Regions from separate parts of the Homo sapiens genome. Here regions 1 and 3 are each linked to region 2. A link is a loop called in an ENCODE intact Hi-C map of the cell type or tissue named here. Cell type or tissue: B cell. All regions are shown on one strand.

Region 1 (8,000 bases), 370 kb before region 2:
TGAATTATAGTTCCCATAATCACCATGTGTTGTGGGTGGGACCAGGTGGATATAATTGAATCATGGGGGGTGGTTTCTCGCATCCTGTTCTCCTGATAGTGAGTCAGTTCTCATGAGATTTGATGGTTTTACAAGGGACTTCCCCCTTCACTGGGCACTCATTCTCTCCTGCCGCCCTATGAAGAGGTGCCTTCCGCCTTGATTGTAAGTTTCCTGAGGCCTCCCCAGCCATGTGGAACTGTGAGTCAGTTAAACCTCTTCCTTTATAAACTACCCAGTGCCAGATATTTCTTCACAGCAGCCTGAGAACAGACTAATACAGAGCCCCTCCCTGCACTCAAGATGGCAGAAACAAGAGAAGGTTAGAAAATCCTTGGTTCTGAAGCAGTTTCTAAGGCCTTTCATTTTCCTTTAACTCAGAAGTGCTCTGCATGCCAAAGTAACAGACTTTGGGGTATCCTTGTCTGTGTCTCAATGGGGGCTGTGTGAAAATTCAACCCCTGCTTTGCTCATATTAAGTCAGATATGCCTCTTGGATACTAAGAGGATGTGTCAAGTAGACAGCTGGCTTAGAGGGTACGTTTGGGCTGGGGAGTATTTTTGGTGCTGAGAGCTTTACACAGCCTTCATTTGGGATGCTCTCCCAGAGAGTAGCCAGGAGATCATTTCATAGCATAGTTCTGATCACATAAACACCTTACTCCAACCTCTGCCAAGGGCAAAGTGCTTTCCCACAGCACTTAGAAGTGCTAACTCTTTCCCCTCATGGATCAATCCATGATCAAAGACCAATCCCAGCTGGGCACAATGATTTACACCTGTAATCATAGCACTTTGGGAGGCCGAGGCAGGTGGATCACCTGAGGTCAGGAGTTTGAGACCTGGCCAACACAGTGAATCCCCGTCTCTGCTAAAAATACAAAAATTAGCTGGGCATGGTGGCACATGCCTATAATCCCAGCTACCCGGAAGGCTGAGGCAGGAGAATCGCTGGAACCTGGGAGGCGAAGGCTACACTGAGCCAAGATCACGCCACTGCACTCCAGCCTGGGTGACAGAGGGAGACTCCCTCTCAAAAAAAAAAAAAAAGATCAATCCAAGCTTCTGCTTCCTGCTACTTCTTTATATGCCATCGGCCTCTGGATATGAGAGAGAAAACTAAAGTTCAAAGGACTCACCCAATTCAGCTAAGAAATGTGACATCTAAATCAAGGCTGTGCAGTGAGGTTATTCATTCAGGTTCTGTTCTTTACATGGTCTGGGCCTAACCTTCACCGATCAAATGAAGTGAAATAAGGTGCAGAACCCTAGCACAGTGGCTGACACCAAACAAGCCCATCAAGAATAATTGTCAAGGACGAGGCTCAGTGGCTCGTGCCTGTCATCTCAGCACTTTGGGAGGCCAAGGCGAGAGAATCACTTCAGCCCAGGAGTTCAAGAGCAGCCTGGGCAACATAATGAAACCTCGCCTCTACAAAAATGAAAAAATTAGCTGGGGATAGTGTTACATGCCTGTGGTCCCAGCTACTGAGGGACTTAGGCAGGAGGATCACTTGAGCCCAAGAGGTCAAGGCTGCAGTGAGCTACGATGGCACCACTGCACTCCACACTGGGGAACAATGAGACCTTGTCTCCAAAAAAAAAAACAAAGAAAAGTTGTCAAAATGCATGGCTACATGAGTCATTTAAAACTGAGTGAAACAGGAAGATGTAAAAGACCTGTTGTTAACCAAGCTGTGGAGGACCGTTAAGGACTTCGGGCTAAGGTCCTTACAAAGATATCCTTAGCCTTTTAGACACACAGCTCAATGTGTGGCCGATTGGAAAGGTAATTAATCCCCAGAGCATAAAAACGATGACTTTTTTACAGTTATAATGTTAATTTATCAGTATGTCCAGGTTTCTTGTTTGTTTATTTTTGAGCATTCGCCATGTGCTGGATGCTATTTTTTTTTTTTTTGAGACAGGGTCTCATTCTGTCACCCAAGCTGGAGTGCAGTGACATGATCATAGCTCACTGCAGCCTCGACCTCCCAGGCTCAGATAATCCTCCCACCTTAGCCTCCCGAGTAGCTGGGACCACTGGTGCCCACCATCATACTCAGCTAATTTTTGTATTTTTTGTAGAGACAGGGTTTCACCATGTTGCCCAGGTTGGTTTTGAGCTCCTGAGCTCAAGTGATCCTCCCGCCTCAGCCTCCTAAAGTGCTAGGATTACAGGCGTGAGCCACTGCGCCTGGCTGCGGGGGGCTATTTTAAGCCCAATACACAGCAATACATGTTTCCAGTGCGTCCTCACTACCTCCCATTTTAGAGATAAGGAAACCGAAAGATTGACAAGTTAAATTGCCTAAGGGCCCATAGAATTAGAAGTGGGATTCTAACTGCAGTTTGTCTAACTGCAAAAGACATCCTAGGCTGGGTGCAGTGGCTCATGCCTGTAATCCCAGCACTTTGGGAGACTGAGGCGGGTGGATCACCTGAGGTCAGGAGTTCAAGACCAGCCTGGCCAACATAGTGAAACCCTGTCTCCACTAAAAATACAAATATTGTTAGCTGGACATGCTGGCGGGCACCCGTAATCCCAGCTACTCGGGAGGTTGAGGCAAGAGGGTTCGCTTGAACCCAGGAGGCAAAGGTTGCAGTGAGTCAAGATCATGCCATTGCACTCCGGCCTGGATGACAAAGTGAGACCCCGTCTCAAAAATAAAACTAACTAACTAAATAAATAAATCTAGATCAGCAGTTCTCAGTTGGGAGTGATTGTTCCCCGCCCCCGCCCCCCGCCCCAACCCTCAACCAGCACCCCCAGGGGACATTTGGCAATGCCTGGAGGCATTTTTTTTGTTTGAGACAGGGTCTTGCTTGGTCGCCCAAACTGGAGTGCAGTGTCAACCACAGCTCTCTTGACCTCCCAAGCTCAAATGATGCTCCTGTCTCAGCCTCCTGCATAGCAGGAACTACAGATGTGTGGCGCCATGCCTAGCTTTTTTTTTTTTTTTTTTTTTTTTTCAGTAGAGATGGGGTCTCACTGTGTTGCCAGGGCTGGTATCAAACTCCTGGGCTCAAGTGATTCTCCTGCCTTGGCGTCCCAAAGTGCTAGAGGCATTTTTTGTTATCACGATATGCGTGCCTGTGTTGGGTGCTGCTGGCATGTAATGAGTAGGGGCCAAGGATGCTGCTCAACATTTTACCAAGCCCAGGACAGGCCTCCACAACCAAGAATTATCTGGGCCCAAATGTCAACAGTGCCAGTCTTGACAAACCCTAACCTCAACAAATAATAAGAATTAAGAGAATTAGGCCAAGCAAGAGCACAGCTGGTGGAGAGGGGGTCAAAATTGACCAGGTCTGCCCCAGAGTGACCAGTGGCAATCGTGGCATCATGGAAACACACAAGTTCACAGTTGTGAAATGGTTCAGGTTGTCAAAGAGTTTTCGTATCAGTTACCATCCTTACCTTTCATAACAGTCCAGAGACGTTATTCTGCTCTCATTCCCATCCCCTACTCTTCAGCTGATGGAAGAGGAAAGCAGGGTTAATGGATGAGTCACCTGTGGAAGTTCTCAGAGTCAGCAAATGACTAAGCCACAGAACCCGGTTATCGGCCTCCTAGCCCACGTGCAGATCCTTTCCTCCCCCTTCTGCTGCCTTTTTTGTTAAAGCAGAAGTGACAACGACGAAACGTTCGGAAGATGGACTACAGTGTCCCATGGCAGTTGGGAGTCAGCCATCCAGGGGGTCCATACACTGCAGAGGGCATGCTCCGTGTATGGACCTCCAGGCTGGAGAGGACATGCTCCGTGTATGGGCCTCCAGCAGCACACATTGTTTGTTCATGTTTCCAAAACTCAGGAGGAGACTCAAGCCCCAGCCACATGCTCTAGGAGTCTCTATGCCCCTGTTAGGAGCTCCCGTGCTGGAGTTTCAATCCCCAGCTGGAAACCTTAGAAAAACCATCAGAAGGAAACGCAACTGTTTCCTAATGAAAGCGTTTCATCTCTGAGCCAGTAGAGGGAGCGCACATCCAGGCCATCCGAAGCTGGCTCAGCCGAGACTTCAATAGCACCGAGGGCTGGAAGAAGCATTCAACGCGCGATCCTTGAACTTGAATGAGCCTATGCATAGGAGCCTGTTAAAAGCCAAATTCGCGGGCGGATCACGAGGTCAGGAGATCCAGACCATCCTGGCTAACACAGTGAAACCCCGTCTCTACTAACAATACAAAAAAAAAAAATTAGCCGGGTGTGGTGGCGGGCGCCTGTAGTACCAGCTACACGGGAGGCTGAGGCAGGAGAATGGCGTGAACCCGGGAGGCGGAGCTTGTAGTGAGCTGAGATCGCGCCACTGCACTCCAGCCTGGGCGACAGGTGACAGAGCAAGACTCCGTCTCAAAAGAAAAAAAAAAAAAAAAAAAAGGCCAGATTCTGGCCGGGTGCGGTGGCTCACACTTGTAATCCCAGCTACTCAGGAGGCTGAGGCAGGAGACTTGCTTGAACCGGGGAGGCGGAGGTTGCAGTGAGCCAAGATTGCGCCATTGCACTCCAGCCTGGGTGACGAGAGTGAGACTCTGTCAATAAATAAATAAATAAGGCAGATTCTGAGTCTGTAGGTCTGCATCAGGACCTGAGTTCCTGCATTGCTTATCAGCCACCAGATGAAGCCTTCCACCGGCCACACCTTGAGTAGCAAGGTAATAGATAACTTCTCCCACCCTCTCCCATAGATGGTGGACCTGAGGCCCAGGGAGTTTAGACTGCTTACTAGAGGCCAAACAGAAAGACTGCAGTGCTGGGGCTAGAACCCATGACTCCTACAGCTGGTGCTCACTTCATAGCATCTTCCCTGCCCCTCTGACCCTGAAACAGGATTCAGGGAAGAGGATCCCTAAGTGTGGGTGAGGAGTAAGAGACTATACTATCTGCTTTGAATCAAGCTTCTTTATACTCTATTTTTGGTCAAGTTACTTCCCTTGCAGAAGTACCAATAGAAATTCAAAGATGAACACAAGCAGACTCCAATTCTTTTGGGCCTGAGGGAGCCAAAGTAAAATAGATTTGTTAGTGAAGTCCCTCTTATTTTTGGTTAGTACAAATTTGGCAAGTCATCCAAAGAAAAGCTTACATATAACTTGGTATGTTTTTATGAATGCAAATTATAGCCATAGACTTTCTCCTAAGAATGAAGTTTCTTAGCTTGAATCAGTTTAGATGAAAAATGCCTCCCTTAAAAAATAAGAGCTCCTAAACTCTCACTAAACATGAAATGCAGAGGCAAGTGGTTCTAGGGTTGATTTGGGGAACACAATGAAGTTATCAAGGATTTAGGCTTTCCATTTTTTCGCTCCATCGTTCTCAGGGTGTCTTTAGGGTTATTTCCTCATAGTTACAACATGGCTGCCATAGCTCCGGGAATCACATCACATAATCATATCCAAAAGCAGGTAGAAAAGGGGTTAGCTGCACATACCTTTTTTTAAATAAGGAAAAAGAAGCCCCCTCTCAACTTCCCCTTAAATCTCATTGAACAGAACTGTATTACATGCTCACCTCTAAACAGAAGGGAAATGGGACGTTATCTTGGCTATCTCATGCCAAGCAGGATTGTCCCCCAGGGTGTGCTGTGCAAACAAAGTCCAGGTTCTCTTAGCAAGGAAGAAGGGGATGAGGTGGGAAGGAAAAAGAAAGGGCAAGAAAATCCCTTTTAATTAAGCCCTACACTATCTGCCCCAGTACACTTGTGTTTTCGCTGTATTTATTCACAAAGTAAGGGTCTTCATGTGCTGTGTGAGCAAAGGTCAGGACCAAGGAGGATTTAGTTAAATCTGGAATCTCAGTCAGGGGTTCATACTCTTGAGATAAGGAAAAGTAACCAATGCTGCCTAACAGCCCAGCACCCACACTGCAGTCCCTAGACTTAGCAGATGGAACTTGCTATAATGAGGACCATATGTATTCATTTGCTAAGGCTGCCATAGAAAGTACCACAAACTGGGTGGCTTACACAACAGACATTTATTTTCTCACAATCCTGGAAGCTGGGAGTCTAAGATCAAGATGCCAAGCAGGCTTGGTTTCTCCTTGGCCTGTAGAGAGCTGTCTTCTCCCTGTGTCTTCTGCCTGTGTCTGAATTTCCTCTTCTTATAAGGATAGCAATCCTATTGGACTAGGGCTCATCCTATTAACTCATGTTAATGCAATTACCTCTTTTTTTTTTTTTTTTTTTTTTTAGGCAGAGTCTCACTCTGTTGCCCAGACTGGGGTGCAGTGGCGTGATCTTGGCTCACTGCAACCTCCATCTCCCAGGTTCAAGTGATTCTCCTGCCTCAGCCTCCTGAGTAGCTGGGACTACAGGCCTGCACCACCATGCCCGGCTAGTTTTTTTTTTTTTTTTTTTTTTTAGTAGAGACAGGGTTTCACCACGTTGGCCAGGCTGGTCTCGAACTCCTGACCTCAGGTGATCCACTCACCTCAGCCTCCCAAAGTGCTGGGATTACAGGCGTGAGCTGCTGCACTTAGCCACAATTATCTCTTTAAAGACCCTTCCTCCAGCCATATTTTGAGATTCTGATGTTGGGACTTCAACATATCGATTTGCGGGTCACACAATTCAGTCCTCCAATTCAGCGAGCATACTTCTATTTCCTCTGCAAGTCTGATGTGCACCTTGCTTTAAAAGAGATACGATTATCATGCTTCTCATCCTAATTTTCAAAGGGCTTTCTATCATGTGTGAATCTCAGGTTCCAGTGAATGCCTTCTTCGTGTCTGTGGATGTCATCATATGAGGGTATTTTTTGACCTGTTTCTGTGACGTATTCATAGAGTTCCTGTAATCGAACAGTCATGGATCAGCATTCAGAATATATAAAGAAACCCTAAAAATCAATAGGAAAAGGACTTTTAAAATCTAGTATAAATTAAACAAAGGCTATAAACAGACAATTCAGAGGAAGGGACTGCTTCCTGCTGTGCAGATGGTCATCTTGCGGTATCCTCACATGGCCGAGAGCAGAGAGAGGAAGCTCACTCTCCTTTCTCTTCCTTTAAGGGCACTTATCCCCTTTATGAGGGCACCATCCTCATGACTTAATTAATTCCCAAAGCCCCACCTCCAAATATATCACACTGGGGGTAAGGACTTCAAAAACATATACACTGGGGGTAAGAACTTCATGTGAACTTGTTGTGGGGGGACACAATTGAGCCCACAACACCGAGAATAAGCCTGAGCACACACCTTGTGCCACAGGCTGCATGTTCTACCTTTCCGCAACCCCTGTGCTGCCCACGATGAGACAGCTTCCCACTCAACACATCATCACTTTCAAACCAGAAGCAATGTTGTGCTGTGGATTTTCTGGTTATTGACACAGTGGTGGGCACTATCAGAGGTAATTCACATCTTTGCATCCAATGGGAGAGAAACTAAATTCCCTGTTGACTTAAAAGGGAGAAACTGAGGCAGAATTAAAAGTAGAGAGTTTTTTGGGGCCAAGTTTGAGGATTGCAACCCCGGAGCATGGATTCAAGTTGACATGAGTTATAGACTCCTATTAGCAGCATTTACAAGTGGATTTCTAAAGGCAAAAAAGGGGGGACAGGGAGTGAGCTGATGCACAGTTCTTTGTCAGGAATTCTCATTGTTTTTCAGAAATAACATTGATGTGTGATTGGCTATACATTGTTAAGCTATAGGGTGTGGTTATATGTCTGGTGCAGCATTATTAGGTTAACTTAAAGCTACTTGTGGCAATAGTAAGCAGTTTCAAGAGATGGATACTTAGCTCAAGGGAGGAGTAGGATGTGATGACTGTCTCATCTTTTTTCCTTTTTTTTTTTCTTTTGAGATGGAGTCTCACTCTGTTGCCAGGCTGGAGTGCAGTGACATGATCTTGGCTCACTGCAACCTCTGCCTCCCAGGTTCAAGCAATTCTCCTGTCTCAGCCTCCTGAGTAGCTGGGACTACAGGTGTGCGCCACCATGCCCAGCTAATTTTT
Region 2 (8,000 bases):
GAGTTAGAGACCAGCCTGGCCAACGTGGTGAAACCCATCTCTACTAAAAATACAAAAATTAGCTGGGTGTGGTGGCGGGCGCCTGTACTCCCAGCTACTCAGGAGGCTGAGGCAGGAGAATTGCTTGAACCTGGGAGGTGGAGGTTGCAGTGAGCTGAGAACGTGCCACTGCACTCCAGCCTGGGCGACAGAGTGAGACTCAGTCTCAAAAAAAAAAAAAAAAAAGTACTCATAGTTGGAGGCACCAAGGTGTAAACTGGAAAATGGAAAATGGATTTGGCTTTGGTCCAGTCAGGGGCTAGGCAAGTGCTGGACCAAGCCACAGAGCTGCTCACTGCCCCTCTTCACTCAAAATCTCAGTGTTGGTCTGGAGCAACCTCGGAGTCATATGTAGTTTTAAAATTCTACCATTATGAGCAAGTCTTCTATTCTCCTTAAATATACACAGATGAATTACATCTCAATTTTTAAAAATACACAGAAAGAGTGCTTCACACAATCAGCACATAAAATCACTTTGTTAGGCCAGGCACAGTGGCTCACGCCTGTAATCCTAGCACTTTGGGAGGCCAAGGCAGTTGTATCACTTGAGATCAGGTGTTCAAAACCAGCCTGGCCAACATGCTAAAACCTTGTCTTTACTAAAAATACAAAAAATTAGCCAGGTGTGTTGGTGGGTGCCTGTAATCCCAGCTACTTGGGAGGCTGAGGCAGGAGAATCGCTTGAACCTGGGAGGTGGAGGTTGCAGTGAGCCGAGATCGTGCCAATGCACTCCAGCCTGGGCGATAGAGCGAGACTCTGTCTCAAAAACAAAACACAGGCGTGAGCCACTGTGCCTGGCCTCCAAAACACAATGTAAGGAACTTACAGAACCACAAAATGCAAGCACGGTGAGCTCTGTGCTCGCTTCGCCTCGGCCTGTGTCCGTGGTAGAAAGGGGGTTTGCAGCCTACCAGCCCCAGCGGCATCAAAGTGCATTGATGGGTGGCTGAGGGTGGAGCCTGCCAGGGGGTCTGCCTCTCGCTCTTGGGATGGGCTCACTCATGATAAGTTTACTGTGTGGAAATTCATGCATGTCTGTATCATCTCTTCTAGAATAGAAATGCCTAGAAGGCAGGGATGATGGATGCTTCATGGACAAGTTAGACTGGACCCAGCCTGGTAGATGTCATTTGTAAGACTGAGTTAAGTCCCATCCAGTTGCACTCTTAGGACAGAGGCTGTTTCTGGGCTGGGCATGGTGGCTCACGCCTGTAATCCCAGCACTTTGGGAGGCCAAGGTGGGAGGATCACCCAAGGTCAGGAATTCAAGACCAGCCTGACCAACATGGTCAAATCCCACCTCTACTAAAAATACAAAAAATTAGCCACGTGTGGTGGCAGGTGCCTGTAATCCCAGCTACTTGGGAGGCTGAGGCAGGAGAATTGCTTGAACCTGGTAGGCGGAGGTTAAAGTGAGCCAAGATCGCGCCACTGCACTCCAGCCTGGGCAACAAGAGCGAAACTCAGTCTCAAAAAAAACCAAAAACAAACAAACAAAAATGGCTGTTTCCGTCTGGACCATCACTGTATCAACACGACTTAGTGCAGGAAGGGGTCATTGAAGGCACACAACGAACCCTCACGGGATGAATGAATACAGGAATGAATGGGATTAGTCAGTTCATTGATTTATTCATCGAATCACTCGGTCGGTAAGCAGCTCTGTGTGTTACAGTGGAATCGAGCCTTTCCCACGGCAGTTTGGGAACCGCCTGGGATTTCTAGGAAAGTCCACAGAACACAGAAATAGTTAAAGACCTGGATTTGCAACTCAGCTCTGCTTCTAACTTGCTGTGTGACCCTGGGCAAGTAGCTTAGCCTCTCTGAGCCTAAGCCTCTCTACCTGTTAAACGAGAAGAGCGGGAAGGATAAATGGAGACAAGGCAGGAGGCATTTTGTAAAGTGTTGTCTGATGATGGCAGTGGTGGTGATTGTGCATCGCACACCATTCAGGGGCTCCGCAGCTTCATCTGTGTAAAGAGAGTTACTACACGTTTCTCCTGGTCCCAGCTCAAGCACTCTAGGGTTCTACGTAGGCACATAAATAGGGTTCCAAAGAGCGACGCCAACTGCATAAGGCATAAGTCCACTGACAGCCGATGCCTGCCAGACCCCCACCCACAAAACCTAGTAGAAAAGTCACCCTCCAGAATGTGGCCAACCAACAAGGGCCAGGAACAGGAGCTGCTGGGACCAGAAGGGACTTGTGAGCCCTGAGCCTCTGCAGGGTAAGGTGCTGTGCTAACTCTGGGGCTAGAAGACTTTCCCAAGGGTTTCCAGCAGGGCTGGAGCCCACAGGCATCTCTTCACCTTTCCCGACCCCGAGCTGTCCCAGAATTCTTCTTCTTCTTTTTTTTTTTTTTTTTTTTTGAGACGGAGTTTCACTCTGTCGCCCAGGCTGGAATGCAGTGGCGTGATCTCAGCTCACTGCAACCTCCGCCTCCCGGGTTCAAGAGATTCTCCTGCCTCAGCCTCCCAAGTAGCTGGTACTACAGGTGGGCACCACCACACCCGGCTATTTTTTTTTTTTTTTGTATTTTTAGTAAAGACGGGGTTTCACCATGTTGGCCAGGATGATCTCGATCTCCTGACCTCATGATCCGCCCCCCTTGGCTTCCCAAAGTGCTGGGATTACAGGCGTGAGCCACCGTACCCAGCCTGTCACAGAATTCTTTACTGCGGCAGCCTCTGATGGGCTGGATCCTCCGCCTCTCTACTCATTGGAGTAAGAGACAAGTCAGCCCTTTCCAATCTGCCTCCTGAGGGGAACCATGGGGCCCTCGGGACATGCGGCCCCTCCTCAGGCTGGCTCGGGGCATCTGCACCCCTGTACCTGAGCAAGGGACTTGCTTGAAACGGCGGCCACCCTGGGCTGGGGACCAAGCACGCTCAGGGGAAAACCCAAAAAGGCTACTGTGTCTCACTGGCTCTATGATACGCAAATGAGGAGGGAAGCGAAACGTTCGTTCTTCTAAGAGGGTAACTGCAAAGGAAGTCTGGGCCGCTGCGTTTTCGGGAACAGCAGGTGCGGTGGCCGATGGATAACTCGGGCTGGGCTGGAGCGGCCCCTGGTGGCAGTTCGGTGAAGAGGCACCCGGAACCTGGCAACGTGGCCCGCGCGGGGCGCACGCATATCAGGAAGACACAGAGGCCTTTTTACTGAAAATGCCAGCGGGTGCGGATTCCACAGGCTCCTCTTCAGCATCAGTCTAGTGTGGGATTCATACACCTTGAGCCTCTTTCAAGGTGAAACAGAGAATCTCACTGAAAACTTTAAATCCCACTGTAAATTCCAAAATTAGACCTGCGCCGCGAAGACCGCCCACCAGCAAAATGCCAAGCGTATTTCTTTAAAAACTGGAAAGCCGTGTTTCGCTGCTCTTCCTGTAGACAATACAGCATGGGGGCAGGAGTGGGGTCTGGAGTCGGACGCACGTTCAGAGGCTGGGGTCACTTCTCCCAAACCGTGTGCAGTCGGACGCACGTTCAGAAGCTGGGGCCGCCACTCCCAAACTGTGTGCTCTAGGTCCAGCTTTTGCACCCCTCCTAGCCTCAGTTTCCCCATCTGTAAAGTGGGGATGATCCTTGAACCCCCACCATAGGACTGCTGTTACGATTAAGTCACATGGGAAATACGAAGTCCTTAGCACAACGCTTGACATAAAGGAAGCACTCTAAAACAAACAAACAAACAAACAAAAAACAACGAACTGGAAGCCACTGAAGCCTTCATGGGGTGAAACAGCTGATTAAGGGGCAAAGGCTCTCGCTGGCCAGGTTCTGGCGTGTCCCGGGCACCACGCATCCTGTCCATGAGCTCACGTCGTTGTCGTGATGGAGAAGGCTTGGTGCATACCAGAGTGCGGCGGAGGAGCTGGCCTTCACTGGGCACCTGCTACCTGCTGGGCATTGCGAGGTAACTTTATGTTCCTCCCAGGATGAACTCCTCACAATGGCCCTACAGAGCAGGTCCTGTGAGTCCAACTTTGAGATGAGGAAATTGAGACGCAGAGAGGTTCGGTCACCTGCCCCATTTTAGCCGGCAACCTCACCCAGGTCTGACGGTCCAGGCCCTCAGCTTTTGTAGTAGGGTTCAGGCCAAACTCTGCTACTTGCCTTGCCAGTAAAGTTAGGGACCCAATTTAAGGCTGCAGACCTGGATAAAATAATCTCAAAGTGACTTCTTTTTTTTTTAGGTGGAGTCTCACTCTGTCACCCAGGCTGGAGTGCGGTAGGGTGCTCTCGGCTCACTGCAACCTCTGCCTCCCAGGTTCCAGTGATTCTCCTGCCTCAGCCTCCTGAGTTGCTGGGACTACAGACAAGTGTTACCACACCCCACTAAATTTTGTTTTTGTTTTTGTTTCTTTGAGATGGAGCCTTGCTCTGTCACCTGGGCTGGAGTGCAATGGCCAGATCTTGGCTCACTGCAACCTCCACCTCCTGAGCTCAAGCGATTCTCTCACCTCTGCTTCCCGAGTAGCTGGGATTATAAGCACCCACCAGCATGCCCAGCTAATTTTTGTATTTTTAGTAGAGGCAGGGTTTCACCATGTTGGCCAGGCTGGCCTTGAACTCTTGACCTCAGGGGATCTGCTGCTTCAGCCTCCCAAAATGCTGGGATTACAAGCATAAGCCACTGTGCCAAGCCTAAAGTGACTTTTCGTAATGACAATACAATGTCAGGATATTCTCCTTAATCAAAAAAAAAAAAAAAAAGGCAAGCCCAATTCACGAAAAGGGGTCTTTAAGCTGCCAGCCCCCATCCCCCAGACTCTGCTATCGGCAGGGCTGGTCCACCGGGCAGCACTGGCCACTGTTGCCTCAGCGTTCTGTGCAAGCAGGTGCGTCAGAACCGGCTCATGGAGATATAATTGAACGATTGCCTCAGCGCGTGCCAGACTCTCCAAACATAATAACAGATGACGTTTGGGGTCGGCTCCAGGCGGTGACGTGCTGGCCCCAGAGAATATTGTCTCTGCTATTACAACAGATGCTGTTAATAGCTATCTATTTGTAGTTCGGGGCTTTTACCAAGATGAGCAGGCTTTTGGCAGGCACGGGTTGTTTGAAGGCTTAAAATTAGTACAAGAGAAGTTTGAGATGTTCTAATTACTGGAAATTTCAAATAACACGATGCCGCAAGGGACCGGTCTGCTTCCGGTGCCACTCTCGGGGGTAATGCACGTTCCCAAGCTGTAAATGGGGAAGGCTGAGGGCTTCTGTGTGCCACCTCCCCAGGCAGGCAGGGGCCGCAGCCACTGCAAGCCCCTGCCCACAGAACTCGGCGATGACGGAACCTAGACTGCTCCCTGGAAGTTAGCCTCTGAGACCATCACATATTGGCACTGGTTTGAAAGCCAGGCAAATGTGGGCTCCAATCCTGGCTTCACACGGTGGGGCTTTGCAAGTTGTTTTATAGGTCTGTGGCCCAGACTAGACATTTGTAAAAGGATAATGATGCCTATGGCAAGGATTGAGTACTGTGATGCTTACAAAGTACCTCCCTAACAGTCCCTGGCATGCAGTGAGAGCTCAAATAATGGTAGCCACTTACTATTATTATGACTGGTGTTATTGTTATTATTAAAATTACTGTCATCGCCCAGGCACGGTGGCTCACACCTGTAATCCCAGCACTTTGGGAGGCTGAGGCGGGCAGATCACTTGAGGTCAGACGTTTGAGACCAGCCTGGGCAACATGGTGAAACCCGGTCTCTACTAAAAATACAAAAATTAGCCGGGGGTGGTGGCACGCGACTGTAGTCCCAACTACTTGGGAGGCGGAGGTGAGAGAATCGCTTGAAGCCGGGAGGTGTGGAGGTTGCGTCACTGCACTCCAGCCTGGGCGACAGAGGGAGACTCCATCTCAATAAATAAATAAACAATAAAATAAAATAAAATTGCTATCATCACTGGCATCGTCATCATCTCACTACAGCAGAGATCCGCAGTTCCCCGAAACAAATACCACGAGTCTCAAGGTAAGACCTGCACGTAAGGATGTCGAAAGATAAATATGTCTTAAGAACATGTCCATGAGAAGGGGCTTTGCCAGCCATGCAAGCATAAAAGAAGAAAAGTCCCTCATTCATCCAAAAACACCCGCTGAGTTTCTCCCGCGTGCCGGGCACCACGCTCAGTACGGGGGACAGAGGGAGGAGGCTCTAGGCTCTGACTTGCCCTTGCAGAGCTTGGAATCCAGGAGTGTCAGACGGTGGTAGAGATAAAAAGCTGTGTGTCTGAGAGGTGAGGGCGTGGGCTTTGGGGCCCTAAACTTGCTTGGGACGCCCGGGAGGGCCCCCGTGGAAGCGGCGTTTCAGTGGAGCCCTGAAGATGGGTTTCTATTTGTCAGGTGAAGATAATGGCAGCTCCAGGCAGAAAGGGACGACCAGCGGAAAGGACCCTGGTGAGAGCAGCCACCACGACGGAACAGGCAGAAGCACCAGCTGGCAAAGGCACTGTCAGGGGCAGCGGGAGATGGGATTGGAAGGGCAACAGGGTTGGCGCCCGTGGTGGCAAAAGGAAGGGGGGCCTTCGCCAACAAACCCCAACAGGGTTTTTTTTTTTTTTTTTTTTTTTTGAGACAGAGTCTTGCTCTGTCACCCAGGCTGGATGCAGTGGTACAATCTTGGCTCACTGCAGCCTCTGCCTCCTAGGTTCAAGCTATTCTCCTGCCTCAGCCTCCTGTAGCTGGGATTACAGGCACGCACCACCACAACTGGCTAATTTTTGTATATTTAGTAGAGACAGGGTTTCACCATGTTGGCCAGTCTGGTCTCAAACTCCTGACCTCAGGTGATCCACCTGCCTCGGCCTCCCAAAGTGCTGGAATTATAGGCGTGAGCCACCACAACCTGGGGAGGTCAATGCTGCAGTGAGCTGTGACGCAGCACTGTAGTCCAGCCTGGGTGACACAGTGAGATCTTGTCTCAAAAAAAAAAGTATTCAGCAAAATATATATTTGAAATAAATTTCATACCTACGAGTAAGTTTTCTAATATCCAATTATTATTTTACTGTTAACATGCTCAGAACTGTATAGCTCAGGGGTATGATTCTTCCCACTGACATTTTCAAAAGATGGTTTATGATTCCTTGATACAGTTACAGAAATGTTGGTTCTGCAGGGAAGATTATTTTACTACATTTTATAGATTTATTTATTTAATAGTGACCCAAAGATATACTATCCAGCAGCCAGTGAATGTAATGGTTAAGTTTGTTGTTAATGGAGATCTATAACTGGGGTAATTAATTGGGCAAGAAAACCAACATATGATCTCTTCTAGTTATCTGGGATAAGGTACTTCATGTAGTAAAGTTAGAAATGGGTTGTCTTAATTGTTTTATACATCCAACTCATATTAAAATTTGTGCCTGGGTGCAGTGGCTCATGCCTGTAATTCCAGCACTTTGGGAGGCCTAGGCGGGCAGATGACTTGAGCCCAGGAGTTTGAGACCAGCCTGGGCAACATGGTGAGACCCCATCTCTACAAAAATACAAAAATTAGCCAGGTGCAGTGGCGCCCGCCTGTAGTCCCAGCTACTCAGGAGGCTGAGGCTGGAAAATCACGAGCCCAGGAAGCAGAGGTTGCGATGAGTCAAGATCATGTCACTGTGCCCAGGCTGGGTGACAGTGAGACCTTGTCTCAAAAAAAAAAAAAAAAAAAAAAAACTTGCAACACAAGTCCACATTTTGCACAAAGAAGAAACAATGACAATGAAGTTCTAGTATATGAAAGGAAAAGGGCTATTCCTTCCACTCAGCCCACTAAGCATGCTTGCATTCTTTCTTCAGCAAACATTTTTGAGTGCCTACTGGTATTAGCACTGAGCTGGGAACTGGGATACAAAGAGTCCTAATATATATATATATATATATATATTTTAAGAGACTTGCGGTATTGCCCAGGCTGGGATGCACTGGCATGACATGATCATACCTCACTGCAGTCTC
Region 3 (8,000 bases), 710 kb before region 2:
CTGAATGGACTTGTTTTGCTAATACTTGTTAAAGTATACAATAACTACATTGAGCCTATGATTTTGTGGATGGCATTAGTTAGACAAGGCTAAGGAAGAAATTAACTCACTTTATGGAAAAATGTTAGAGGGATATACAAGCAGAAGAGTGGAGGTAGAAGGTAAATGGCTGAAGCTTGGGAAACCCTGTCTTAGTCTAATCTCTCATACTTAACAGATGAAAAGTAGGGGCTAGAGTTGGTAAGTCACTTGCCCAAGGTCACAAAGAGACTTAATGGCAGAAGCCAGACTAGACCCCTCATCAGCAATGTGGCTCCCCTAGCTTGGGGTCTTGGAAGACCCATGTGGAGGAAAGGACAGTAGCTGTCCTCCCCTGAGGAAGTCCTTAGCCAACTTGGAGGCCTGGGGATGCTGGGTCAGCAGAGAACCTGCAGTGTGGGCTCCAGTGTTAGAAAAGGGATTTGTCTGGAACCTTTACTGGAATCCCATAGCCTTAGAGGCAGAGGAAGAGTGTTGCAGCCCTTCCAAAGGTAACGAGAGAGTGTTCTGGCTGAGTATCGACACATGGCTTTGATCCCAGACTCTGAAACTGGACCACCCGAAGATAGCAGCCTGGCGCTGGAGCCGGAAGATTGGAAAGCTCTACAACAGCTTGTGCCCGGGCACTCTCTGCCTCATCCTGCTGCCAGGAACCAAGAGGTAAGGACTAGAAAGGGTATCCCTTCAGGACTCTGTCCCCTGGATTTCAGCTGTTCTTAGAGAAAAAGCCTTTTGCTGATATTTAGGCACATAGTGAGGACTTACATGAATCATCTCTTTAATTTTCACCGTTCTAAAAGATAGGCATTGTATTCCCATTTCACATTTATATGCTCTTGTATAACTACATTTATTGGTCCCTCAAGGAGATAATTTATCCCCAGTTAAAACCAGGAGTCTTATGTCCTTACTGCTCTCTGGAGTAAGAAGTAGCTGCTAACCCCACTTGAGTAAAAAAAGTAAAGTCTCAGAACAAGCCCTAGGCTTAGGTGTAACCACTCTACATGTGAGGAATGTGTTCCTGCCTTCTGTACCCTTTTCCCCATTGACACCTATGTTTTAAGAGATAACAGGGCCTGGTTTGCTGATTCTAAGCCTGAGGAATACTGGAGCAGGACTTTGAGTCTAGTTGCAGCTTTATCACCTATCTCCTCTGACAAGTGGCCAAGCTACTTCCCCACTGTAGGTCTCAATGTCCTTTTAGTAACATGAGGGATTTGGAATAAATCAGTTGATTTTCAAACCCTTTTAACTGTAAACCCTTTCTTTAAAGAAAAACTGATATTAAATCTTAAAGCATAAAGATGGGCAGTTTTGGAATGAGTGAGTGGGCAGCTAAATGAATGAGTGTATATTGGGGAAGGGAGGGAAAGATGGTGGCTTTTTTGAACAGTGTGAAAACCTTGGGTTGTGTTAATTTTTAAAAGTCCCTTGAGATTCTGACATCTGGTTAGGCGCAGTGGCTCATGCCTATAATCCTAGCACTTTAGAAGGCCAAGGTGAGCGGAGCACTTGAGCTCAGGAGTTCAAGACCAGACTAGGCAACATGACAAGACCCTGTCTCTACCAAAAACACACACACAAAAAAAAAAACAAAAAAAAAAAACCCAGCCAGGTTTGGTGTTGTGTGCCTGTGGTCCCAACTACTTGGGAGGCTGAGGCACGAGAATCACTTGAACCCAGGGGGCAGAGGTTGCAGTGAGCTGAGATTGCACCACTGCACTCCAGCCTGGGCTACAGAGTAAGACTCTTATCTCAAAAAAAAAAAAAAAAAAAGATTCTTACATTCTAGGAGTTGACAGAGCATGAATACCTCTGGCCTTGAAGGTGGATCAGAAGAAATTCATTTCCTAGCATAAAGTTCTTATAACATGCATCTGAGGACCATTAGGGAGATGGTCTACCTACTGGGCACCTTTGAAAGAACCGCTTTCTCTGAAAAGCAGAAACAAGTATTAGGTGCTTACATTGAGGGGAAAAAAAATCTTAGACCAACATACTTTAAACAGGCTTGTGGGTAAGCTAACAGGAACAGGTTAAAAAGTGACCACAAGTTGCCAGTAAAAGCTTTTTGGTTAAGATGTGGGCTCTGGGGAACAGACAGACTTGCTCCTCAGGGGCAGTGTATGGTGGTAGGTGGACTGGGTTTTCATGTTCTCACGTAGAATACTTAGATTACAGTCCACCATTGTTTAGGTAAACTAAGTCAAGAGTAGCCCAAATCATTGTTCTTCCTGGATGTTCCACAGAGGGTGAAGCCAGAGGAGGAAGTGCTGGGGTCAGGGAGCAAAAACACTTAAGTTGTGACTGAGACAAAGGTCCTAAGTTTGACAAGTCAGTAGAATTAAGCACCCCCTGGAAGCAGCAAATCCTGTGGTGAAGAAACCTGAACTACTCCTATCCTTTAAAAGTCACATTCTGATTTCTGTAGACATATTGATCAAACTCAGCAGCAGTAGCATGCATTTCCCCAGGCTGTGGAAGCTTGCTGTGTGACTGACTTCTCTGGGCCTTGTTTGTGCAGTTGTGTCCGTGATGGCAGCAGATACTCTTGGGAAACGTTGGGGAAAAAAGGAATAGCAAAAACAATAGAAGGTTTCCTTAGGCTGGGGTCTTGATGCAGCTCTTAATCCTTACATTTTTGGTAGCTTCTTAAATTAATATTGAAAACAACAGTAATGTATTAAACCCAGGTACTGTGCTAAATGCTTCTATATGCATTTTTGGTTGAGGTTGTCAGAATCTTTACTGAACAAGTGGAGAAAAAGTCTCAGATTAACCAATTTTCCTAGGGTCACATAGCTAGTAAGTGCATAGTCAGGACTTGTACCCTGATGGTGTGTCTGACTCCAGAGCAACTCTCCTGCCCTCAAAGCTCTAGTTCTCCATACACAAAAGTCTAGTGTTTGCATGTTTAAGTTCATACATCAGGTGGAGACAGATTCTGTGTTTGTCTTTGCTCATTTCTACCTGCTTTGCCTCAGAGAGCTCCTCAACGCTGACCCAGTTCCATGAATATTCATTACAAGGTGGCAGGGAACTAACAAGTATTGAAGGCTCCTAAATTCCAAGCACCACACCAGGTTTTTTACAACAAACATTGTTAAATAAGTTAATGTTTTGTAACTTTTTTAAACAGCCTCTGGCACCTAGCAGGTGCTACAAAAGTATGGAATGAACAAAGACTAAGACTCTTTAACAGCAACTTATAAGGGATCTAATGACAGATTGCTATTATTGATATCCTGGTTCTGTCACTTAACAGTTGTGTGACTTCAGCAAGTCATATAATGTCTATGAGCTTTTTTATTTTTTAAATGAGGATAACACTTGTACCTACATCAGTGAGCAGTTTTGAGGATTAAATGAGACAAGTGCTTAGAACAACTCTTGGCATGTAGTAAGTGCTCAGTGTATGTTTGCTATTGTCGATAGTCTTCACCAAATCCCTGTGAGATAGTAATTTAAATATTTCATAGTTTTATAGATATGCCTCATATCTCTTAATTGGTAAAGGTAGGATTTGAATCTAGACCTCTGAGACTCATCAGTGCTTTTTCCATTAAACCATCTTCAGCAGGCAGCTTTCCATAAACCTTCCTGCCCTTGCCCCATGGCACACACACATACTTGGAAAAATATCTCCTCTAACTAGGCATTTATAACCATTCATTCAACCTTATGGATAAAAACATACCTTTGTTTCTTATTTATTGCAGCACTCATGGTTCACTCTCTGGTCTAGGACTGATGGGAATAAAAGAGGAAGAAGAAAGCGCTGGCCCAGGCCTGTGTTCGTGAGTCGGCCTGCCATGTTTCCATGTGCCATTTCTTACCCCTTGTAGGCAATGGCAAAGAATGTGGTCAGGCTGTAGCCTCCCCAACCAGCAGACAGCTTTATGGAAACTTGGTATAGCAGCTAAAAGAGTTTAGTTTGTTTATATGGCATGTATAAGTTTTCAATAAATGCCTAAAGTTCAAGCATAGTATGGGGATGTCCACAGATTGTTTCTTTGTGTCATTGAGTTTATGTGCATAGGTGCGGTACAAGGTGCTCATTCCATGTAGCACCCCTATTACGTGGTATATACTGCTAAGGAAACCAAGAGGAGTGATTACTCAGAAAACCAGCCGATTATGCAATTTGTCAAAGTTGTAATGTCTGTGAAGCAAATTTCTTTAAACTGTTTTCTTATTGACAACTCTTAAAAAATTGAAGGACAATGATAGCTGAACTGAGAAATCTGGCAAGTCCACCAGGCAGTGGAGTGGAAGATTCTTTTAGTTTTTTTAACCAGCCCTGGAAACCCCTTCCATTCCACGTTTAGGAATCCTCCTTCCCTTCAGAACATGACTGCAGTGCCACCCTTCACCAGTAGGTGCCTCCATCACACCATCTCTCCCTCTAGGAACTGGAAACTTGAAATTCAGTAAAAGCCGTTTTAATCAACTCTCAAACTGATAACAATCTGTGTTGGAAAGGACATGGGGCATAGGCACCCAATTCCAAAACTACTAGAAATATTAACTGCCCTCCAGAAAAGATGAATCTGGCATACAGTATGTATCATACCCAAAAACCTCGTAAATTGCTCTGTACACTGAGACCCTGCAATTCTACAGCATTATCCTAGGATACTAGGATAGCTACACAAAAACATGTAATGAAGGAGCTATCAGAGGGTTATTACAATGGAGTTCTAGGTAGCCAGTTCTAATGTGTGTGTGAGAGAGAGTAAATAAAATCTTCGGTGAAAGAGATCTTCAAGAAGAGGCAGTAGACCTCTGGATCCAGAATGCTTGACTTTGAATCCCAGCTTTTTAAATTATTGTGTGAACTTGAATAAATTGCTTAACATTTCTGTGCTTGGGATAATAATGGTATGTATCCGAGAGGATTACAGATTAGTGAGATTATACATTCACAGTACTGTATATTATTTGTTGTATGAAGTCTGGAGGGATACAGAATAGCATGTAGTTTGAGTACACTTTTGTAGGAGAAAATATACAAAGCTATACATAGGCTTCTAACAAAACCTGCAAGGCTATATGCCAAAACGTTAATAGTATTTATCTATGGCTAGTGCCATTGACAAATCAGGTTTTAACAAATGCTTTTCTGTTGTAGACTCGATTTTTTTTAACATTCAACATATATTGCTTTTATAATTGGAAAATAATTCTTACCACCTGCTGTCAGGAGAAGAAAAGAAGAGAAAGATAATTCTACTTAAAATTAACTCTTAGGGTTGGGCAGTTGGAGCAGTGTTTAATCTTATAAATGTAGCTTCATAAGATCTGGTCCTATATGAAAGTTTAAATGTAGCTTCTGTAAGATCTGGCCCTATGTGGAACCAGAACTGAAGAGCTTGACTTGGGATCAGACACCGCAACTTGATTCAAGTCCCTTCATCAGGAGGAAAGTTCCCTAGGTGAATTGCCAACTTCCGCTGCAAGGCCCTGAGAACAACTTGAAACTGACAGTGTTGTTGGGTTCCTTCCTGCCCAGCTGAGCTCCAAAGCTGTGAGAGCTTAGCTGCTGTTTACCTCTTGAGGCTCAAGTCCTGAGAGATAAATTAAGTGTCTGCCTCGGATATGAAGAGGCCTGGGTTGGAGCTTCACCTCCCACACACACCTGAGTATTTTGGGGCAAGTCACTTAACCTCATTTGAGGCTATTTCCACAGCTGTATAAAATAAGGAAATAACTATTTTGATTATTGAGACATTTGTGGAAAATAACACAGTAATGCACTATGTGTGAATTAATTTCCCTCTCTGGGCCTGTTTCCTCACCTTTAAAATAGGGGAAATTAGTACTTCATAAGGTTATGAGGATTAAACTAGGAAAAGTCAAGATTGAGTGCTGAATAAATGACATACTATTTTACTAGGGATCATCTCCCTGTACCAAGAGCACTCCACTTGCTCTCAAGAATAGCCAAGGCCATCTTTTTCTTAGGAAAAAGGGTAGGGGTGGAGGTTTCCCCAGGGATCCAACTCCAGAACTCTGCAGAGATGGGCCTGCACTACAAGGCCTCTGAGACTTCAGTCTGCACACTCTGTTCTTTAGCCTGATGCTCCACCTTTTGGAAGCCAAAGCTGCCAACTTGGCCTCTTGCAAAACACACATTCCATTCATAAGTGCGTTTGTGCATTTTTCCTCCCACACCCTTCTAGGCAGCCAGCGCAGAGCTGCCAAGGCAGCTGCTGGAGAAGCAGCTTCTTATGGGGGAAAAGCAACTCCAAGGGCTTTTACAGAACTCATGGTTTAGGCTTTGAACACATTACTCCCATTTTCTGGTCTCCTTGACCATAGGGGGGGTTGTTCATTTCTTTTTGCCCCCCTTTTTGTAAATAACCTCTTCCCTATTAAAAGGAAACCTATTAATGAAAATTTGAAAAATACAGAAAAATTTAAATCACAACTGATCCCACCATCAACAGTCAATGACTGCCAATATTTTATAATCGATCAACTTTTTCCATGATGATAGAAATTCTATTATTCAAAAGCAGAGTTTTAATAGCTGTGTAATATTCTAGCATTGATGTATGCCATAATTTCTAAAACAGTCCCTTTTGTTGACCTTGGAAGTTGTTCCCAAATGATGCTGCCAGTGATATCCTTGCACATACATCCTTGGGAGATATTTCTTTTAGGAAAAGTGCCTAAGTGAAATTATTGGGTTAAAGAGTACGAACACATGCTTTTAACTCCAGAAAGGATTTTACTGTTTACTAGCATAGATTTCTTTCAAATTTTTGCCATTTAAAATTTTTCATTGTATATTTAATGTCTGCTTATTTGAATACCCTTTAGATTGGCATCCTGCTTTTTTTCCCAGAAGCTTTTTGGTAAATTATTTTTCCTAAGTGAGTTGTTCATATCCTTTGCCATTTTTCTATTGGGAAGCCAGATCCTTTTCCATACTGAATTTTTAAGAGCGCCTTATGGATTCACTATATATAGTGTCCATTTACAAACTATTACAAAATTTTAGTTTGCTTTTTAAGGTATATCATTTTATGTTTAGTCTTTTGTGATTTCCTCTATTTGCTTTTATGCTTAGAAAGCCCTGACTGATCTCTGGATCCAATGACAAGTTTATATATTTCTAATGATTTAATGTCTATACTTCATAGCCTTATTTTTCTTGGAATTTATCTTGGCATGTAATAACTTTCTCCCAAATATTTAGATAATTTTACCCAATTATCTAGCTTTACTTACCCAATAAAGGAGGATGCTCCTTTATCATTTAAGTCCATGTGTATACTAGGGCCAGTATTCATGTTTTCTTCTGTCTTGTCATGTAGTAGTACCACACTATTGTGTAGCTCTATGATGTACTAGCAGTTTTAGCAGCATCACCCCAGATAAACACAGGGCCCATGGAGAGTCTCCATCAGCATGGATTACAGAACACTGTAGAGTTAAGATGCTTCGCTGCTGACTGCACTGGTGCTGCTACATTCCACCAGGACTTTTTCAGCACCCCTGAGTCAAGAGACGGGACAAGGGTCAGAACACTGAACAGAAGAATGTTAAACTCAGGTAGGAGCCTTATGTTTTTAAGACAGGGCATCCTCACAAGTCAACGTAAAGGAAAGGAAATGGAGAGGTTAGGCAAGCTCCCTAATCTTATCAGGCAGACTAACCCTTTTTGACCTACGTCAAAACTCAGAGCTAGAAGGATGACTTCCAGAGCCAATCCAGCCATGTGCTTCAGCAACTGATTTGAAAGGAGGGAAGAAGCCAGTGTTGCAACTCTTCCGTACTCCTCAGATCCTCAGCACTACCTTCAGTGCACCTTTCTTGCTAGAAAGCATTCCACGTGCAGTTAAGCTCATCTGGTAACTAAGTGAAGTTGTTTGTCCATCATCTAATTGAAAATTAGATTTTAGCTGTATATAATCTATACAGCCTGTGACAGCACTTTGAATAGCCCAGGCTCT

What was found. A loop is a pair of places that touch in the nucleus more often than their neighbours do. Peaks named below come from ENCODE experiments on the same cell type or tissue, not always from the same donor. Only the 100,000 strongest peaks of a DNase experiment are listed, where the experiment ranks them.
Region 1: a loop joins it to region 2, with 19 times the contacts of the local background. A loop is called at or near these places in 34 of 110 quality-filtered maps.
Region 3: it touches region 2 in a loop (6-fold over the local background); 5 of 110 quality-filtered maps call a loop at or near these places.

The regions. Positions count from the first base shown.
Region 1 is chr16:21,184,838-21,192,837 of GRCh38, forward strand. No RefSeq gene overlaps it. Among named protein-coding and RNA genes, the nearest start is that of ZP2, 23 kb to the right of the region's middle. RefSeq lists enhancers at 4,134-4,223, 4,274-4,343. In B cell, a CTCF peak has its summit at 3,992 (motif pointing right); DNase peaks (open chromatin) are centred at 114 and 4,044; H3K27ac peaks cover 576 bases.
Region 2 is chr16:21,551,897-21,559,896 of GRCh38, forward strand. No RefSeq gene overlaps it. Among named protein-coding and RNA genes, the nearest start is that of METTL9, 44 kb to the right of the region's middle. RefSeq lists an enhancer at 2,387-3,197. In B cell, CTCF peaks have their summits at 3,116 (motif pointing left) and 3,325; DNase peaks (open chromatin) are centred at 925, 1,660, 2,105 and 3,055; H3K4me3 peaks cover 400 bases; H3K27ac peaks cover 531 bases.
Region 3 is chr16:20,845,641-20,853,640 of GRCh38, forward strand. REXO5 (RNA exonuclease 5) reads left to right here. Exons shown (of 20, transcript NM_030941.3): 19 at 581-699; 20 at 3,759-4,025. The coding sequence ends at 3,840. Among named protein-coding and RNA genes, the nearest start is that of REXO5, 43 kb to the left of the region's middle. In B cell, CTCF peaks have their summits at 4,419 and 4,620; a DNase peak (open chromatin) is centred at 4,431.